Regions from separate parts of the Homo sapiens genome. Here region 1 is linked to region 2. Evidence: chromatin loops called from intact Hi-C (ENCODE). Cell type or tissue: gastrocnemius medialis. All regions are shown on one strand. Each heading gives the region's core, and the rest is flanking DNA. Links, peaks and the distances in the headings are about the cores only.

Region 1 (10,874 bases), core at 1,048-9,047, 220 kb before region 2:
AGCTTACAAGTAGGGAGTTCCAGGAATGCTTTTGAGGAATGGCTGTGAAGAAATTGGGCCTCCTCTAAGCTCAGGTCCTGGGTACAGAGCCTCAGGATAAAACCAATTTGCTGTTTATCCCTTTTAGACCCCAGGGATTTGGCCAACCTCTTCTCCTGTCTCCTGCCAACTTTGACCTGGTTTTCTACAAGACTTAAGAGGTAATATATTCATGTCTCAATTTATTCAATAGTTAGGTTTCTAAAAATTCTGGGAAATTTGTAAAAGGTTATATAAAAATCAGTTCAAAAATGAATTAAAAGTGAGGGATATATTCTATTAATAAGAAGAATAAATAGTTAATGAAAAAGTTACTTATGTAATAGTGACCAAAAAGAAGCCACTGAATAATAAGGTATACTTGAATTGCAAACAACATAAGTTTACAAATGTAGTAGCTGTGTTTTAAATGCCTTCATTATGGGAATTCTTGCATGTGAAGTCTTTATCATGTTCAATGATGCCCAGGTTTTGTCTTTTCTTTAACCTTGAGATAATTTTAATGAATTATAATGAGTCTGCTAATGTCTATGTTTCATTTATCTTTTGCAAAACAGGCTGATCACCTCCATTTTTACATATTGATAAGATTTGACTTCTTTTTCTTCTGGGGACCTCCCTATGATGCAAACTGACGATTTCCAGTTATTGTTTTACCTGCAGGTCAAAAATAATTTAAAAATAGTTATTCAAGTATCAAGCCACAAGTTCATGTGGCTTGATGAGTATAGACATTAGGAAGGAAGCAACGGCTGGTCCTGTGCCAGGCATCTTATTGAGAGTTGCTTCATACCACTTGGACTTGGCCTTGTTCAGTATTGTCAGAGAAAAAGCTTCCGAAATTTTTGGAAGGCATTTTGATCCCATTATTCTGAAATTTGCATGTGTGCTTTTTTTTTCGCTCTGTCACCCAGGAGGAAGTGCAGTGGTGCGATCTCCGCTCACCTGCAACCTCAGTCCCCTGGGTTCAAGCAATTCTCGTGCCTCAACCTCCTGAGTAGTTGGGATTACAGGCACCCACCACCATGCCTGGTTAATTTTTGTATTTTTAGTAGGGATGGGGTTTCACCCTGTTGGTCAGGCTGGTCTCAAACTCCTGACCTCAGGTGATCCACCCGCCTCAGCCTCCCAAAGTGCTGGGATTACAGGCATGAGCCACCGCACCTGGCCGCATGTGTATGTTTTAAACAATGTTAACTTGATTCAGATTTAATACTTGCCTCTGTTTACTTTTTAGTATAAATGAAGCTAGATCTATTCTTTCAGAGCTGTTTTACCTGGTTCCAATCTGAGCCATAATTCTTGGTTTAGGATCCATCACCCAACCCATGATTTGGAGCCTATTCAGACTCAGGCCCCACATGAGTTTGAGCTGCTATCACTACTGGGGAGTGTTACTTCTCCAATTCACTGTCATTCCTTGTCATATATATTTCAAGAACACTTACATAAAACACAAAAGAGGACAGCTCAGCCTCTGGAGGTGACTAGGTTCCTGTGTGGAGTCCCAGGCTGTGTGGATCAACAAAAGCTGGCCCTTATCCTGGACATCTGGAAAGATGCAGGAGAGAGGGACAGGAATTGGGTCTAAGGCAAAGTGGCTGAGCCAAGGAGAGGCAAAGTCAAAGTCAGCCCAGGATCTGGGCAGGGTTGAGGGGTGGTGTCGGGGGTGAGTAGTTTCCCCAAGGCCAAGAGGTGCAGAAAGGGAGAGTGTTTTACAGATGTCATGTGGTGTGTCACGGTCCCTGAATGCTTCTAGAAAGCTACACTAGAAAGCAGGGGTCCCTGGTTGTTAATATAAAACATATTACTTTAAATTTATACTGTATATTTATTTTTCAGCCAACACCTAATCTTATCTTTGCTTTAGTCCAGTGGCTTCCAAACTTTTGCACTGAGACCCACGGAGAACCTTTTACATCTCAACCCATTACACACATCTATACACTCTTAACTGAGATACAAGTTCAATAAAACAATATGTATTGTTATTACATATGATATCCTCTGATATTTACTTTGCCTTCCCTTGCATTCCCCTGCCTTCCCTTGTATTTTTTTTGTTTTTGTTGTTTGTTTTTTTGAGACAGGGTCTCATTCTGTTGCCCAGGCTGGAGTGCAGTGGTGCAATCTCGGCTCACTGCAAACTCTGCCTCCCGGGTTCAAGCGATTCTGGTGCCTCAGCCTCCCAAGTAGCTGGGATTACAGGTGTGTACCACCACTCCTGGCTGATTTTTAAAAATATTTTTAGTAGAGATGGGGTTTCACCATGTTGGCCAGGCTATTTTCAAACTCCTGACCTCAGATGATCAGGCCCGCCTTGGCCTCCCAAAGTGCTGGGATTAAAGGTGTGAGCTATCACACCTGGCCTCTGCTCCTATAGTTTTAAAGATACTGATTGTGACCCACCAAGTTCATCCCATAACTTACTAATGAATTGCAACCTGCAGATTGAAACTCTTTTTCATTCCAGTCAGTATAGCTCCTTCCAACTGCTATGGCCACCCCAGCATAAGCACCATGCTGTTCCCACCTTCTGAAGCAAACCCAGGGCAGCCCCAGATCTGCTGCCCTACCTTGTCCTTCTGTTTGTCCTTCCCTCCTCACCTCTCACAGCCACTCCCTCTCAGCCACTTTCCCCCATCTCGCTTTCACTTGATCTCTCAATTTTTGAGAGATAGAACAAAAAGCCATTTCCCAAAATATGGTAAGCATACCTGTCCTGGGGCCAAGACGATTTTAGGGACACAGAGATGAACTTATTCTCCTTTTGCTAGTTACAACCCTCTTTTTTCCAGTTGTCTTCTATACGTAACAAGTGATGCTGGTTTTCTCTTTAGAAGAAGAAAAAGTAATTGTAGCTAAAGTTTATTGAATACTTGCCATATGTCGGGCACTATTTTCAGAACTTTACATATGTAAACTTGTTTAACCTCCACAACAATCCTATGAAGCCGTTGCTAATATTATTATCACCATTTCACAGATGAAAAAATCCCAGAGGCACAGGGAGGTTAGGAATTTGCCTGAGATCACACAGCTGGTAAGTGGAGGGACCAGGAAGTCTAGCACCTTAGAAGAAAGTCAACTCTAGAAACAGCATTGAGTCAAACTCTCATTCTACCACTTTCTAACTGTGTGAACTTAGGCGAGTTATTCAGCCCACCTGTGCCTCAGTTTTCAAATCTCTGCCTCAGTTTCCTCACTGAATCTAACACATCATCAATTTATATATCACTAAAAAAGATTTAAAAGTATAAATTTAATCATGACTGGCTGGGTGCGGTGACTTATGCCTGTAATCCCAGCATTTTGGGAAGCTGAAGCAGCAGAATCACTTGAGGCCAGGAGTTTAAAACCAGACTGGAAAACATAGCAAGACCCTGTCTCTTAAAAAAAAATTTAACCATGACTTACAGGCTTTCTTATCAATTATTCATCCTGATAACAGAGAATGTTAAAATATAAAAAAAAGAACATCTTAGAATCAATGAAATATAATAATACTACATTGTAGGATTATCAAGAAGAGTACATGGATCTAGCATTTATTATGGTGCCTGGTACGCGGGAAGTTCTTCATCCATGTTAGCTCTTCTGGTTGTTACAATGGTTGTGCCTATTTGAGAGGGGAAAGAGTTGCGGCACAGAGAGAGTACATTCTCAGGTTGCCCTGGTAGGAAACTGGTGGTCCCCAGATCTAGCTGAGGTCTGTAACTCTCTTGCTGGCTGGGGCTGCCTGTCTCCAAGTCGGGTGAGGCCTGGCTTGTGTCTGAACACCAGACCAGTGGGCTTTCATTTTGCTTTATGTGCCTTCACCAAGAAGGTGGGTGTGGTGGCTCACGCCTGTAATCCTAGCACTTTGGGAGGCCGAGGCACGTGGTTAGCCTGAGCCTGGGAGTTCGAGACCAGCCTGGGCAACATGGTGAAACCCCGTCTCTACTAAAAATACAAAACTAGCCAGGCGTGGTGGTGTGTGCCTGTAATCCCAGCTACTCAGGAGGTAGCTGAATCGCTTGAATCTGGGAGGCGGAGAGTGCAGTGAGCCAAGATTGTGCCACTGCACTCTGTTTCAAATAAAAAAAAAGATCTATTGAGCCCATTTGCCTCAGGACCTTCCAGGTCTTTGTCATTCCTGTTTCCAGAGTCCTGAAGGTCATAACCATGGCCCACATTCCCCCCATTCCCAGGGGAGTGTCTAGACTTTCTGACTCAAGACAAATTACCAAATGTATAAATGCCCATTCCGCTTAATGACTTTACTTCCACTTTTCACAGACTCTCAGATGTGGCTAGAAATAGTCCCAAACCCTGCAATCTTTCATAGAGCTGAGCTAAATTAAGTGGGTAGTGTTCCTCCAGAATTCCTCTCCCAAGCACTTAACACTGATGTACGTCCCTCCCTACTTTGCTCACAGAACAGATGTTTGAAGAAACGTCACTTGACTGTGAAGAAGGAAAAAATGTTACTAAAATGTGGATTTCCACACCCACCCCCATACATAAGTTCTTGGATCTACTGCTGATGCACTCTTTATGCATATTTATTCAACACACGTACTCCTCCACACATGCACACACATATATGCAATGGACTCCCTACCCTCACCATTCACATGAACATTGTCACAAGGATTTTCTAACTTATATTTTTAATATTTTTGCTCCATAACCACGGCTTTGAGCTAATTGTTTCACATTTTCTTAATGTACACCAGAAATGGCATTTACATCTCAGTCTAGCAGCAGGTTCACTGGCAGGCAAGGCAAAAAGCACAAATTTAAATTTGGTCATAGCTAGACGGCAGAGCCACAGACCCCTGCTTAATTTCTGGTGTCCTTGGCCGGCTGCCTGAGAAGGAACTCTGTCCGCTGGGAACTCAGGCATTGGATGTAATAAGCACTGACTTCCACATTATAAGACTAAAGCTTTGTCGTACAGAGAGCACTAGGTCTTAGGCGATGACTTAGTGCCTTAGATTCCCATATTAGCACAAAGGTTAAACCTGATACTATTAATTGCAACCTTTCCAGATAATTATTTTCTCCTTTACCCTGTTGGGACCGCTTGTGTTCTCCGAGAAAACTCCCTGGGGTGAGCTTTCCTTACTTGCCACCTTCTTTTGTCTTCAGGGAGAGTGAAAACGAGGCATGGTGCAGCTCGGATCAAGCGTTTGCTGTCTCCTGCCTTTTTACCATGGCGACACGACACACCGAGCGCACTTTGAGAGCGAGAACTGTCCTCTAGAGGGAGAGACAGGAACACACACTGGAGGCTGAATGTTGTCTGTATCATCCCCAGTAGTTCTGAATTGTCATACTTTGCGGGAGGACCCTGGCTGGGGGCCTGCATTTTTTTCTCTGTGACTGAATCCTCTCTTGCTGGCTCTGTCACAGTCAGCCACCCTTCGCTGTTGACTGGTCCTCATACATCCATGAGAGCCTTGGGAAGGGACACACTCTTTCCTTGGCTCTTCCCTCTAAACGGCAACACAGGCCCTCCAGCTCCCAGACCAAATGGCTAATGCTGGGGCTGAAAAAACTGTACACCAAAATGAAGGCCTCAGAGCAGCCACGGAAGCAAAAGTTTTTCTCTGATCTTCTCCCGCCCTCCCCTGCAACCCAAGCCTAGCCATAAAAACTAGAATCCCTCTTCCCCCAAGGCGAGGCATAGAAACCAGAACCCCTTTTCCTGAAAGCCAGCCAAAACACCTAAAAATATTCCATACAAAAACGGGCCAGAAATAAATGATCTGACCTACCTTGTTTGACTGTAGGTCAGAAGACACCCATTGCAGAGAGCCCCCATTCCAGAGAGGGTAAAAGTCCCCATACCCAGAAGGAAGGAAAGCTACACAGGGAGACCAAGAAGAACCTGAACAGACAGGCCTTGTGGAGTCTCCCTGCTCAGTCTATTCACAGTAGATCAGACCCTTTTTGTCCAATCATATTTCTACGTGGCTGTCCATACCTTGTTGAACCTAAGCATAAAAATGGACAATTTTCCTTGTTTCTTTGGGTCTTCATTCTGAAGCCTCCCATGTATACATGTGAAATAAATGTGTGTGCCTTTTCTCCTATTCATCAATCTGCTTCATGTTAGTGATCTTACAACAAACCTTTAGGGGACCAAGGGCCTCAGCCCCCACACTAATCTTAGAATCATAGGTTGAGGCTGGCTCCCACCCAACCACCAACTGACATCTCTGAGGCCAGGGTGAGCTTACTCTTCAACACCAGGAATCATCAGGCTTCTCCATTTCATGCAGGAGAGACCCAAAGCCCTCTCCCAAGCCCAGGAAAAGGGAATGATTTGTTTTCCTCTTCACATCTTGTAAAACTGAAACTCTATACTCATTAAACACCAACTCTCCATTTCCGTCTCCTCCAGTCCCTGGCATGCATCATTCTACTTTCTGTCTATGTGGTTTTGACTACACTTATACCTCATATAAGTGGAATTATACAACATTTATCTTTTTGTGACTGGTTTATTTCACTTAACATAATGTCCTCATATGTTGTAGCATGTCAGATTTTCTTTTCTAAGACTGAATAATGTTCTATTGCATGTATACGCCATATTTTGCTTATCCGTATGTTGATGGACACTTACCAAAGACACGTTTTTTCATTGAATTATTTTCAGCTTCAGAATTCTAAAGATCCAGTCTATCCCAGGAAACTCCATTTCATATGTATTTTTCAATGATTAACCAATACTTGTTTAAAACTTGCAATTTTTACTGAATATATAACCTGTATCTGTCCTTTATCATCTGACATTTTTCTACTATGTAATTTTCGTGAACTGTTTAGTGTCCCATTGTGGCCTATCAGCCAGAATGGTCTGGGTTAAGCTGTAGTAACAAATAACCCCAAAATCTCAGTGACATAAAACAATTTTTAATTTCTTGCCCACTCTATGTGTCAATTGCAGATCAGTTAGGGATCGGCTCTGTGACATAATGTTCTCACTCCAGGACCCAGGTAGAAGAAAAACTGACCATGGGAAAAAAAATTATACATTGGCTCTTTTTTTTTTTTTTAATTATACTTTAAGTTTTAGGGTACGTGTGCACATTGTGCAGGTTAGTTACATATGTATACACGTGCCATGCTGGTGCGCTGCACCCACTAACTCATCATCTAGCATTAGGTATATCTCCCAGTGCTATCCCTCCCCCCTCCCCCCACCCCACCACAGTCCCCAGAGTGTGATATTCCCCTTCCTGTGTCCATGTGATCTCATTGTTCAATTCCCACCTATGAGTGAGAATATGCAGTGTTTGGTTTTTTGTTCTTGCGATAGTTTACTGAGAATGATGATTTCCAATTTCATCCATGTCCCTACAAAGGACATGAACTCATCATTTTTTATGGCTGCATAGTATTCCATGGTGTGTATGTGCCAAATTTTCTTAATCCAGTCTATCATTGTTGGACATTTGGGTTGGTTCCAAGTCTTTGCTATTGTGAATAGTGCCGCAATAAACATACGTGTGCATGTGTCTTTATAGCAGCATGATTTATAGTCCTTTGGGTATATACCCAGTAATGGGATGGCTGGGTCAAATGGTATTTCTAGTTCTAGATCCCTGAGGAATCGCCACGCTGACTTCCACAATGGTTGAACTAGTTTACAGTCCCACCAACAGCATAAAAGTGTTCCTATTTCTCCACATCCTTTCCAGCACCTGTTGTTTCCTGACTTTTTAATGATTGCCATTCTAACTGGTGTGAGATGGTATCTCATTGTGGTTTTGATTTGCATTTCTCTGATGGCCAGTGATGATGAGCATTTTTTCATGTGTTTTTTGGCTGCATAAATGTCTTCTTTTGAGAAATGTCTGTTCATGTCCTTTGCCCACTTTTTGATGGGGTTGTTTGTTTTTTTCTTGTAAATTTGTTTGAGTTCATTGTAGATTCTGGATATTAGCCCTTTGTCAGATGAGTAGGTTGCGAAAATTTTCTCCCATTTTGTAGGTTGCCTGTTCACTCTGATGGTAGTTTCTTTTGCTGTGCAGAAGCTCTTTAGTTTAATTAGATCCCATTTGTCAATTTTGTCTTTTGTTGCCATTGCTTTTGGTGTTTTGGACATGAGGTCCTTGCCCGTGCCTATGTCCTGAATGGTAAAGCCTAGGTTTTCTTCTAGGGTTTTTATGGTTTTAGGTCTAACGTTTAAGTCTTTAATCCATCTTGAATTGATTTTTGTATAAGGTGTAAGGAAGGGATCCAGTTTCAGCTTTCTACATATGGCTAGCCAGTTTTCCCAGCACCATTTATTAAATAGGGAATCCTTTCCCCATTGCTTGTTTTTCTCAGGTTTGTCAAAGATCAGATAGTTGTAGATATGTGGCATTATTTCTGAGGGCTCTGTTCTGTTCCATTGATCTATATCTCTGTTTTGGTACCAGTACCATGCTGTTTTGGTTACTGTAGCCTTGTAGTATAGTTTGAAGTCAGGTAGTGTGATGCCTCCAGCTTTGTTCTTTTGGCTTAGGATTGCCTTGGTGATACATTGGCTCTTAAAGTTTCTGCCTGGATGCCACATTGTATTTCCTTTCACATTTCCTTGGCTAAAGCTAGTCACATGGCCTCACTTAAGCTAAGGTGGGAAAGAAATGAAATCCTACTATGTGTCCAGCAGGAGAATTGGAAATATTTGGTGGACAGCACTAATGGTTACCATATATGAATGTAATATAATAAAGGATTCCCTATTTTAGGGCATCTAAGTTTTTTCCAATTTTTCCTTAAGCTGAGCAAATTTGTGGATATGTATTTTTTTAAGATGTCCATGGAAGTATACAGAATTTCAGGTGGAATGTTAGTAAAACCAGCCATTTATGTTGAAGTGGTGCAAATCTTAAACAAATTATAAGTCTCAAGCAATGATAATGATTTTGAGTCGTGGCATCCAGCATTGCTCCAAATACCAACAATCCAAAGTAAAACAGGCAAAAAAAAAGAGCCAGAATATTTAAATTTTCTTCTTAGATTGCCTAAAATCTGTTTATCTATTGTCTGTTTTTTTATTGTTAATAATGAATATTCTGTATCTTTATATAGGAAGATTCCCAATATTATCAGGTCCAACTAAAACTTTACCAGTTTGCAAATTATTCATCACCTGTTGCCCCCACTACTGAATCTAGTATGCAAGGTTTTGCATGCCAAACTGAGCACATGTGGCTTCGGGTGCTGTTTTCCAATCGTTTCTAGATGATCCCTCATGAAAACTTGTTCAGACACCCAGGTACATATTACCTCTAGCTGTGGACAAGTCCATCGGCAAATAATCATACCCTCCACACCCACTGACAGTAAACTCATGTAACAGCTAATGGGCTAATAGCCAACATTAACTTAAGGGACTGGCCACTACCCAAGGTAAATCAAGATACCACAGAGGTAATAACACAAACCATCTTGACAAATCAAATTCAAGGATAACTGTTGTACAGGGCCACTTGTGCAACTGTATCTGTGTAAATGCTGGCCAGACAGACTCAGTTGGTAGCTATTCTGCATGGGTTATCTCATATTCCAACTGCAAGACAAAGAGCAAAATGGCACTACTTTCCATGTTATGTGAAAAATGCATACTGCATTCAAACTACTGTTGTCCTCATTGAAACATCCATCCAACAAAGCTATGTGTATGTTACAAATATACTTTCAATTGTTTTTGTTATATCTTTTATTATTTAAGACCACTTTACCCTAATCATCTTCATGGGTACTTACGTGTGTAAAGTGGGGAAGGGAGATGAAAATTATCATTTTGAAACGTGTTTGAGAAATACTAGATAAAACAAAGATAATTCAGATTCTTAATTGCAAGACTTCTCAGAGCCTTTGATATACTAATGTGTCAGTAAATTTTCATGAATATAAATGACCACAGGGCATTTTTTAAAGTAAAGAAACAAAATATCATTAATGTATGAACAAATGGTTTGCCTCTTTCTTGACCTGTACCCTCAATGAAAACGTCTAACATTGTTCACTCAGCACCTTTCCCTCAATTTGATATTCATCTCATGGTCCTCACTCTACATCCTCAACTAATCAGAAGTGGAAGACTCAGGGTATCTGGAATGAGGGATTGTCATCAGACAGGGTCAGGGCTTTCTTGAAAGAAATTTAAAGTGATGGAAAGAAACAGGAAGAGGAAGAAAAGAGAAGATCCTGCAAAGGTAGAGGGTGTCCAAGATAATTTGGTGTGGAGCTGAGTGAAAAAAAATGGGGGAAGAGAGGTGTTGAGAAAGCTTTGAGATGTGAGACAATTGTAAAAGGAGAAGAATGAGGAAAAGAAAAATTTAAGAAATGAAGTTAGGAATTATGGATTGGATCTTCTTTAATATTCTTTGAGAAATGAAAGAAAGTGAAAGAGAGTGATCACACTTGGTTACTGAACTGTTTCTTTGAATGCTAACCCTGTTGAGACTGGCCACGTAGGCCCCGGGATTTATTCAAGTTACAACAGAACATCTCCACACCAGTATTCCACAAAATACCTTTAGAGAAATGCTGAATAACACTGTAAACTTACACAGCCTAGAATAGAGACAGGGAAAGAAGCAAAATATTGATTGCTTTTGGCCCAGGGGCCTTTCAAGATTTAGAAAACAAAGCTTAGAAGCAATGGCATTTTGTTTTTAAATTTTAAGGATTGAAACAAAACTAAGAATGAATTTTTCAGTAAAAAACAAGGTTACAATTTTTGATATTGATTTCATAAAAGAAAACATCAAGGCTGGGCATGGTGGCTGACACCTGTAATCCCAGCACTTTGGGAGCCTGAGGTGGCAGATCACTTGAAGCCAGGA
Region 2 (10,874 bases), core at 956-8,955:
ATACAGATGAAGATATTAAGACTCAGAGAGAATATATGGTTTAATCAAGATCATGGAGGTAAAGAGCAGTGAGGTCATGTCTAGAACCCAGTTTTCTGGATCTAATTTCTATGTTCTTCCCATGCAATTATATTATCTGTCTTCTACTTCATTTAGTTGCTGATTGTCCCTACTACTAAGTTCATTATTGCTATGATATTCCTAAATGTGCAAAGGACATAAACATTCAGGGAATAATCACATTTCCAACAGGCTTAACAAGGTTTTCTTTTTGTGCTCTTCTGTAAAGTTCCACTCCAGTAACAAACGTATACTGGTTAATTCATTTATCACACAGACATATTTTGTAAATACACGTGACAAGGGGTTATATGTGGTATAGAAAGAGCAATTATTAAGTAATAGGAAAATATAAAAACACTGAGCAAAAGCCATGAAAAGGCTATTCACAAAAGAACTACAAATGGCCAGATGAAAACTAGTTCACTGTCAATAGTAATTAAAAAATTCAAATGGAAAATACAGTGAGTTATTCTCCAGGTTCACAAGAGTGGAACCTATTATAACTCTGGGAGAGAGTTTAAAATGATAGAACTCACTGGGGAATATGAAGGTGCAAGCTGTATGTTCCAGAAATTCCAGTTTCAGGAGTCAATTCCAAGGAGACAGAAAGGCACTAAAATATGTATACTTGTGAATGTTCATAATCACATTATTTACAACAATGAAACAAAACAGAAACAACCTAGGTTTACAACACAAGGAGATTAATTAATAAATTTTTATGTTAACCAAAAAATATTCTATAGCCATTGGAAAGAATTATGTTGAAGATAAATAACTAAAACATAAAACTTTCAATGAATTATAGAAAACACAAATAAATGGAAAGATACTCTATGTACAAAGAGGAAGATTCAATATTGCAAAGACATCAATTCTCTTAGAGATTTGATTGTAAAAGCAATTGATCTATAGATTTAAAACAATCTCATTAAAAATCTCTGCAAATCTGAGTGTGTCTCTGTGTGTATTTGTGGAAATTGACAAGCTGTTCTAAGCTGTTCTAATCTTTTCATTTGGAAATGTGAAGGATCAAGAATAACCAAGAATCTCCAGGAACTGGTGAAAAGAAGAAGATGTAGTCCTCAGTCTACTAAGCTACAGTAATCAAAGTATGTGTTATTAGCTCAAGGGAAATACACCAGTGGAAGAGAATAAGGAGTCCACAGCTGGACCCATTCATATATGGATATTTGATTTATGTTATGGAACAGGCTGTATGGCAGAGCAATGGGGAATGGATGGTCTTTTTGGTAAGTGCTGTTTGAGCAACTGGATATTAATGTAGCATAAAATGAAACTTAACCCTAACTTTTCAACATACACAAAAATTAATTCCATGTGGATTGTAGATCTAAATGTGAAAGGTAAAAGAATAAAGTTGATAAAAGATAACATAGGAGGGGGCCGGGCGCGGTGGCTCACGCTTGTAATCCCAGCACTTTGGGAGGCCGAGGCGGGCGGATCACGAGGTCAGGAGATCGAGACCATCCTGGCTAACACGGTGAAACCCCGTCTCTACTAAAAATACAAAAAAAATTAGCCGGGCGTGATGGCGGGCGCCTGTAGTCCCAGCTACTCGGGAGGCTGAGGCAGGAGAATGGCGTGAACCCGGGAGGCGGAGCTTGCAGTGAGCCGAGATTGCGCCACTGCACTCCCACCTGGGCCACAGAGCGAGACTCCGTCTCAAAAAAAAAAAAAAAAAGATAACATAGGAGGATATCTTCATGACCTTCGGCATAAGTGAAGATTCTTGAACAAGCCTCAAAAAGTACTAACAACAAAGAGAAAGATTGGTAAGTTGGACAACATTAAAATTGGGAAGCTCCATTAACCCTACTAAGAGAGCAATAAAGGCAAGCCACAGAGTGGAAGAAGACATTGCTGACACATATAACCAACAAAGGAACTTACATCTAGAATATATAAGTACAAATAAATGAGAAAATGTCTGACAGTTCTATGGAAAAGTAGGCAAGAGACAAATACTAAACAAATACTTCAACATGCCCACCCAAAAGACATCCAAATGGTCAATAAACATATGAAAATGTGCTCATTAGCCAACAGGAAAATGCAAATTAAAATCACAAGAGACTATAACAAGCCTACCAGTTTGGATAAAACCAGTTAAGACAGACCAAACCAAGTGTTGCCAAAGATAAGGAACAACAGTAACTCACATAAATTGATGATGGGATTGTAGATTTGTGCAACCACTTTCACAGTATTCCCTAAAGCTGAACATACACATATCCTATCACCTGCCAATTCCATTCCTAAGGCATATAAACAAATGAACAACTTTAAAACTGCACACGTATGCCAAAAGACATGTACAAGAATGTTCATAGCAACATTTTTCATAATAGCCCGCAACTGGAAACAACCCCAATGGCCATCAACAATAGAATGGTGGGCCAAGAGTGGTGGCTCATGCCTTTAATCTCAGCATTTTGGGAGGGCGGGGCGAGTGGATCACTTGAGCCCAGAAGTTCGAAACTAGCCTGGGCAACGTGGAGAAACCCCACCTCTACAAAAAATGCAAAAATAATAGCCAGGCATGGTGACGCATACCTGTAGTCCCAGCTACTCAGGCGGCTAACTTGGGGGAGGATCACTTGAACCTGGGAGGTGGGATTGCAGTGAGCTGAGATTGTGCCACTGCACTCCAGCTTTGGCAACAGAGTAAGACCCTGTCTCCAAAAAAAAAAATAAATAAAGTATATAACAAAAACAACAGAATGAGTAAATATTATGGTATCTTCTTTCACATGAAATAATAAACTGCAATGAGAATGAATAAACAAATAATACATGTGAAAAACATGGATGAATCTCACAAACAAATATTGAGTAAAGTAAGTAAAAAAATCAAAAACTACAGACATTTCATTTACGTAAAGTTCCAAAACAAACATTATAATGTTAGATTCAAAGTAGCTATTATCTCTGGTGGGGAGGAGGAGGCCATGGGAGGCTTCTGGGGGTACTGGGAATATTGTTGCTTGACCTAAGTAGAGGGCAGTAAATGGATGTGTTCACTTTGTGATCATAAACTGAGTTGTACACTTAGGATCTGTGTACTTTTCTGCATGTACGTTATATTGCCAGAAAATGTTTTAATCCATATTTATTGGCTTGAAAACATGTTCATGATATATTACATGAAAAAAGCTGCTTAGCAAATTATGTTATTCTTTTTTGAGATATATAGAGTAGAAGCATTCTTATCTAACACATTTAGGATCAGAAGTTAATTGCTTAATTTCAAAAGCTAGTGAAAGTGAGGATTCATAAAAAAAAAAAAACCACCTGCTGCCTAAAACATTTTATTTTAACTTTAACACTGAGGACTTGAGTATTTGCTGGCTAGAATTCCACATAATCTTTCCTGCATAAATCATATCCATAATCCATCTTCTTCTCTATTTTCAGTTTCAATTTCTTTAACATGAAACAAAAATTTAAATACACTTGTGAAGCAATATGAATGTTGAATCCTTTGTGACTTTTAACATTTATTTTCAAATCTTTCAGTTGTTCCACCTACTCTGAATTCTAGAGCAATTGTTTTAGAGATTTGTTTTTATCACATTTTGCTAAAGCATTCAACCTAATTTTAGTGGCAACAACTCTATTTTTATACTCATATTTCATTGGTTTACGTAATATCTAATTAGATTACAGAATTACAGTAAGTTCGATTGGCATAAACAGTACTAAGAAAAAAACAAATGGCTCTTAGTGAGCACACAACTTTGGTTCTAAGAAGGAGAAATTTATTAGCAGAATGCATTAAGCCTTAAGAGTGTTTCCAATGTATATACTTAATTCTTTGCAAAAGAAACAAGGAAAGATATACTCCAAAATGTCAATACTGGTTTATCTTAATTGAAGGAGTTTTTGGTGGTGTTGAATTGAATTTGCTTGTGTGTATTTCTTCAGAAGACTTGTATTGATTGCATTTAAAATACATCTTTTCAGGTCATAAGAAGCTTACAGCATTCTGTGGTATACTGCTGAAGAGTGGTGGTGGTTGGAGGAAGCAGATGGCATGAACCCTGCCTTCCTCTAAGAGGGTGTGAAATGTGATGATTCAGGCTTTTAAATTAAATGCATAAAGATTCAAACCCCAGCTCTGCCATTTACTAGGTGTACATCCTTGGGTGTGTCTCTCCTCTAAAACTTAGGTTTCTCATCTGTAAAATGGGGATAATGCCACCTACTGCAAACAGTTGCTGTGAAAATTAATGTGATAATTTAGGATCCAAAGCCCTAAACACAGGACCTGACACACAATAAACCTCAATGAATGTTAGCTTAAAAAACGACAAGAGTATCTAATAGAGGACACAGAATAAATGTATACATGATATAACCAAATAAATGCAAAGCATCACAGCACAGCCTACTGGCAACTGAGGAAACACAAAGTGAAACAAGGGACCTGAGAGAAACGAGGCCAACCAGGGAAGGCGTTTATCCAATAGAAGAAGTGGCTCCAATTAAGGCTTAAAGGAAGTGAAGAATAGAAATGAACAGTTTAATATTTCAACCAATCTCTGGAAGGAGGAGGATACGAACAAATCATAAATAAATTTGTTAATATCACTTGCACATGGCTGGAGCTTGGAACATGCAGAAAAACATGCAGAAACCAGATCCTTTGTGAATGTGAGATTTATTATTTTAGAAAGCACAGGCAATGGGCTTTTTCCCTAGAACCAGACAGAAAGGACAAGGCCCGAGGGTCTGGTTGGGTACATGTGAGAGGGAGAACATCCTGGAAATGTGTCCACACCCACTTGAGTATCTGTTTCTTGAAACCACGAGTCCTTGGCACACACATTTCTATTCTAAGTTAGGCCAGCTATCTCTTGAGAGTCCCTATAGGAAAGTTTCATTCCTTTAATCAACACATCTTCTTCTACAGTGTTCTGGGCACTGTTCTAGGCACTAGGAATAGAAGGTTGAATAAACAAGCTCAGTGCCCTCAAGGAGCTTACATTCCAAATAGAAAGTCTGACTCTTTATCTTCCAGCAAAGGATGGTTGATGCCATTAATACTAAAACCATCTGTCTTCTGAAATGGGTGCAGTGCTCAAGAAAGAGAAGCAATCGACCAATCACGAGGACCAGTTTCACCTTGAAGTTAATTTTAACCTCTACTGAAGGTCAAATGAAAGCTAGAGAAAAGCATTAGGAGCACTGCCAATTCAGTAAAGGGACTGCAGGGCATAGCCAGAGAAAAATCCCAGTGTGGCCAGAGGAAGCTTGAAAAGTTCAAATCAGATAACACAGCTCAAAGGGCAACTCCAAAAAAGTACACTGTGACAGGTGACAATTGGAAGTCTATTAGCTTTTGTTTCAATCAGAAAAAGCAGTATCTTTAATTACTTTAAGTATTCCATTATTACATTCTCATCACTAAAGGACTGCACATTTTTGGCTAAATAAGGTGTAGTAAAAGACATTGCAATGGGGCAGGGAGGGCCAAAGAAGACACTGCATGGTGGCACAGCCTGTCTGCTAAGCTAAATCCCAGAATCTTAAGATTCACTAAGGAACGCTTGGGGAGAAAGAGTCTCAAAAATAACCAGAGACTTAGTAACTTGACTGGTGTAAGCTGTCAGAGGATGAACGATGACAAGTAGAACAGGCAGGCGTTTTGAGTTTTCCATATTTACCAGCTATATCTCAAAAATAAGATTTCTTGTAGAATGCTTTCCCTTCAAATATGAATAATTTAAAGAGCTAAACAAATGTTCCTCAGAAGGCAATAAACTACCTTTTTAAGGAATGTCAATTTCAATCACTTTCAAAATGCTTCTGTTAGCGGTTCTTAAATTATGCCTCCCAGGATTACTGGTTGGAGTTCCTCAATCTGGATCAAGGTATTCTGCTAAAATCATACATGACAGTCTTTTACTAATTCACAGAAAAAAAAAAACTTAATAAAACATTCTCAGCTTTAGTATTTTTCCCTTAGTTTTTTTCTAAAACCTGTGGCACTAACTAATGCCTTTCCAAAGAATGCTAACAGAAGACATGAGAACAAAGAACAAATAAATTTTACTAGGAAAAAAAAATGAGAAATAGCCTATCGTGCTCAGTCTAGCATCTTGTTACCATCCACAGGTGTGACTGGAGTTGTGCTTTTAATATTGCAAACTCTAACTCAATCCTAGGAGGGCGCACCCAGGAGCCGGTTCATGCCCTCTCACCCTCAATAAAGAGGCTTACCTTCTCCCCACACAGCTGCATTGTGGATACCATTGTAATGCATGGGGAATATTACTGATTATTGGGAAAAATTACAGCTCCAGGAAACAGATGACCTCAGGTACACTTTGTGAATCTGTTTTGGCACCTATAAAATGCTTACTTCACAGAGAGCTGCGTGGATCCCGCACTCTAAAGAGCAGTGTAAACTGCCAAGTGCTATGCAAATGTACACCATCATCATTATTATTATTACTATTAATATGATTTACTAAAACTTCCTTGTAAAAACAAAAAACCAGTAACTCCCCCTTGACCTCTCTCTGAATAACTCTTCCAAAAGCCCTTTACTCTCTGAGCTGCAGGCAACTCGTGATAAAATAATGTTTCTCTGCAGGCATAACAAATGCATCAATCTATTCATTAATAATGTCAAAAATATTGAGTCTTTTTTGCTCTCTGGAATGGACCTAGACTACATGTTACGTTTCTGATGTATAACCATGCTCAAGATTTTAAATTTCCATTCAGCCATATCTCAACCACTTTCCTAATAAGAAAAAAAAAAAATTCAGAGTTTCTGAATTGGAGAAATTTAATTATCTCGAGTTCATTCCTCCATGGGATTTTTTTCCCCAAATAATTCAAAACTGGATAGATGCCTTTCATTTATATAAAGAGGATACAGAGGTATTTATCCTCTTTACCACACTCATAGAAAGTTAAGTCCTATAATTCCTCCTTACAGAAAAATGTATCACAAAAAAAAATTAGGAGAGAAAAAATGAATTTTTATATATTTCTATGAAAGTAATTCCACTCCCTGTAGACAAAAAAAAAAAACCAAAAATATGATTACTAAATACCACAAAGCGTTCCACAATTTGGAAGAAAACTGTCATAAGGATACCACCATCTCTTCCCTAGCAGGAAGGTCAATTTCCAGAGCAATTGAGACTCTTAAACCCTCCCCCACCCATGAAACATGTAAAAGAAAGAAAAACCTAGAAAGAGCATGAAGAAATGTATCTGAAACTTCGAGATGACTTTATTGTATTAAAATCTATCAATAAGAGGACTAAGAAATCATCCTCTGTATACCCTTTGTCAACCAAAAAGCGCCACCAACCAACCAGCTGCACAAACAAGAAATGTTGAAGTTACCCTAAAGTCCTCCTTCTCTCTCATCTCCCACATCAAGCCCTGTTCTCTTGTATCCCTAAACATTTCTAGAATTCTCCCCCTTCCCTCCAGCAACTCTGCCATGGCCACCTCTCACCAGGGTTAGTGCGATAGCCTCCAAACAGGTCTCCCTGCCCCTAGTCTTGTCACTTCCAATTCACTGCTCACAGAGCAGCCAGAGTGATCGTTCTTAAGCAAAAAAAAAAAAAAAAAAGTTGATCATGTCTGATCCCCTGATTAAAATAACTGCCCAGGAAAAACATCCTAAAACCATAATGTGATTTACAAGACCTTTGAAAATGTAAGCCGTGCTAATGGCTCCAGCATCATCTTGGGACCCTGGCTGGCTCTTCACATTCTGTCTGCCCACCAGACTGAATAAAATTCCCTGAACCAGTCATACCCTCTCTTTGTTTCTGGGCTGCAGGAATGATAGAACAACCAAAAGAAATCGGGTTTATTTCTCTCATTTAACAAGAAGGCCACAGGTAGGCGGCAGCAGACACTGATGAACATTTCTGTGGTTTCAGAGCCAGTGGATCATCACCATCCTGACACTATACTGACCCACATGTCATCCCTGAGATGGGGGGACCCTGGAGTCCCCTTCTGCCAGGGGCTTGGGGATTGTGAGCACAGCCTGGGGCCAAACTTACACATATGCACACTAATAAAAATGTTGCCTCTGCAAAAAGCAAGAAGACAATGTCTTCCCAATTTTCCATTTTTTGCATTTAAAAGTAGGTAATACTCTTTATTCAAAAGAAATGTTAGACAAAAAAGAAAAAAAAATGAAGAGGAATTTCTAGACTTGAATCCAAAATGCTAATAAGAATTAAAAGAAGAAAAAGAGGTATATATTTGTTATTCATTAGACTCTCATTATTTCAGATTCGAAAACTCAAAATGAGGGAGGCAGTTTATCCACATGAAAAAAAAAAAGAAGAAAATATTGACTTGACTTGCAGCCCCCTGAAACTGAGCTGTGAATTTGCCCTTCTCCTTTGAGCAGATTTTTTTTTAATAGAGAGGAAGTTAGTTTCCACTCACTTTTTTCTCTTGGGTCACCCCAAGTTCATACCAAGGACTCAGTATGTAAAGCCATAAAAGAAAACAGCAACAATGATACTAGAAATACAGAACCAAGAGCTTTAGATCCAGAGGGGTAGCATAATATGGTAGGAAAAGGTCAGGTCAGAAGTCAGCTCTACCTCCTATTTGCTGTCTGGCCTACAACAGGCTAACTTAGCCTGAGTTCCAGCCTCGTCATCTGTCAAGGGAGGGAAAGGCTCACCTTACAGAGATGTGAGAAAACAGATGTGAAGTTCTAGCATAGTATAGCACTCAACACAATATTATCACCATTCTGTAAGTGCTAGAGGGTTCAGAGTTGCTTACGTTTTAGCCACCAATACTCCAATCAATGAGAAGGCAAATATCTTAGGAAAAGCAAACCTCATTCATGTACTGCTCCCCACTAGTCAATGAGACCAGCACTGTTCTAGCCTCCCCACAGGGAAGTTGACTTGTTTTTGTTTTATTTAGCTTACCTGTTCTTTACTGTTTTAGCACTTGGAAAAGGACAAATTTTACAAATAAAAAAATAAGAAATGCTATATATGTAAAAAAAAAAAGTTTGATACTGTATCTGGAAGGGTTTGTAGGAAAGGAGTCATAGCACTGCTTCTGGAAAGGGAAACTGAGGGACTGGGGGCAGGAATAGAAAGGAGACCTTTGGCATTTTTAACTTGAGCATATGTTAGCAGTCCCAAATAAGTAAATTTTAACTATTAGCACATAACGGTAAATAAAGGTCTCTATATCATTTAAGGTCCAGCTCAACTTCCAACTTGCCTCAGCCAAATATTTGCCAGGCAAGCCCTATTGCCCATGAGGCCTTTACTGACCTCATGGCTTTTCCTGCCTGACCTCTCCTTTCTTTTAATGTCTACTGCCCTCATCTCTATAAGTTAGCTTCCAATTACATCTAATGTAACTGTTTGTTAACTGGTTCAAGAAAGCCAGACATATCTCTCCAATGGACTACAAACCCCTTAAAGACAAGGAAGCAGCCTTCTGAATTCCTTATTGCCCTCAGCCTCATCCCAGAAATGAAGACAATAAATTCTTATTGACAAATCACTTGCCTGATGTAACCCCCAGAGTAGCAGCTGCAATTACTCACAACATCGGCCCGTTTTCTTTATTTAGAAGCTATCATGATGCAGACCAGAAAAGGCAGACTATCACTTTAAACACAAGGCTTTTATTTAGCTTAAAAAAGGTTTCCAGTTATTAGCCTTTGCAAATTTATTTTAAGCTTATTGGGCTCTTCCTTCTGCTGAGTTGAATCTTTGTTTTAGTTTTTTATTGAAGTAGGGTAGTATTTCCTTTAAGGTTGGAAGGAAACAAAGCACAGAAGATGGCAGGAAAGCAAAGCTCATCCTTTGACACCACAATTTTCTGAATCTGCCGTATTCATCCTCCTTTATATTAAAGCATAGGCAGGATTCTTCTGAAAAATCGAAAGAAATCCATCAGGGCTCAAAGCATGCTGAGCAACAGAGAATTAAAGCTGGGAAAATTATTGAGAATTTTCTCTCTATTCCTATTTGTCATGAAATGAAACTAGTGCTCATAATACCAATTTGGTCACACAGTGAATTTTGCTGAAAATAAGGCAGAGAGTCCATATTAGGCAATGTGCAGCCTACTAGTGCTATAATAGAGGTATGAACTTAAAGAGTTGTAGGAAGTGTGAGCTGTGTCTTCTAGGAGCCCAGGATAATGGGAATGAGATGACATCCCAGGTCTGCAGATCCTCCTCCCACCTGTACCACCTTCCTTTCGTCGTCCCTAATTCTATAAATGGCCACTCCACCCACCCAATTGTTCTGGTCCCCAAACAACGAGTCATCCTTGATTTCTCTCTTAATCTCATTCCTCACTTCCTGAAAGTGACCACTTCTCCCAGTTGTCCTCACTGCCAGCCTTGTTTAAGCCACCATCATCATCTCTCACTCAAACCACCACTAGAGCCTCCTAACTGGTCCTCCTGAAGACACCCTTTCCCCTTCTCCCCCGTGTACCCTTCACACTACACACAGCCTCAAAGCAACCTTTTAAAGAATGAAAAGCTGAGTCTATCATTCTCTTCCAAAGCTTCCCAGTGTAATCAGACCAAATCTAAACTCACATTAGAGTCACCTGGAGAATTTTTTTAAAATGCTGATGTCTGGGTCCACAGAGATTCTGATTGAATTGGTCTGTGATATGGCCTGAGCCACCTCAATGGCTGCAAAGTGCAGCCAGAGTTGAAGACACTGCCAGCCTGCCCAGTCTCATCTCCTACCCCTTCTCACCCTGTTCGCTAGACTCCTACCTCAGCGGCTTCCTCTCCCTAT

What was found. Hi-C counts contacts between places; a loop is a spot of excess contacts. Peaks named below come from ENCODE experiments on the same cell type or tissue, not always from the same donor. Only the 100,000 strongest peaks of a DNase experiment are listed, where the experiment ranks them.
Region 1: it touches region 2 in a loop (4-fold over the local background); 5 of 110 quality-filtered maps call a loop at or near these places.

Annotation. Positions count from the first base shown.
Region 1 is chr12:93,985,658-93,996,531 of GRCh38, reverse strand. It overlaps LOC105369912 (a long non-coding RNA gene), which reads left to right. Exons shown (of 3, transcript XR_001749263.2): 2 at 128-200. Among named protein-coding and RNA genes, the nearest start is that of PLXNC1, 160 kb to the left of the region's middle. In gastrocnemius medialis, for the core only: a CTCF peak has its summit at 5,281 (motif pointing right); a DNase peak (open chromatin) is centred at 5,271; H3K4me3 peaks cover 447 bases; H3K27ac peaks cover 727 bases.
Region 2 is chr12:93,760,991-93,771,864 of GRCh38, reverse strand. All of the region lies in intron 2 of CRADD (CARD and death domain containing adaptor protein), which reads right to left. Among named protein-coding and RNA genes, the nearest start is that of CRADD-AS1, 29 kb to the right of the region's middle. In gastrocnemius medialis, for the core only: CTCF peaks have their summits at 4,271 (motif pointing left) and 4,470; a DNase peak (open chromatin) is centred at 4,829; H3K27ac peaks cover 1,651 bases.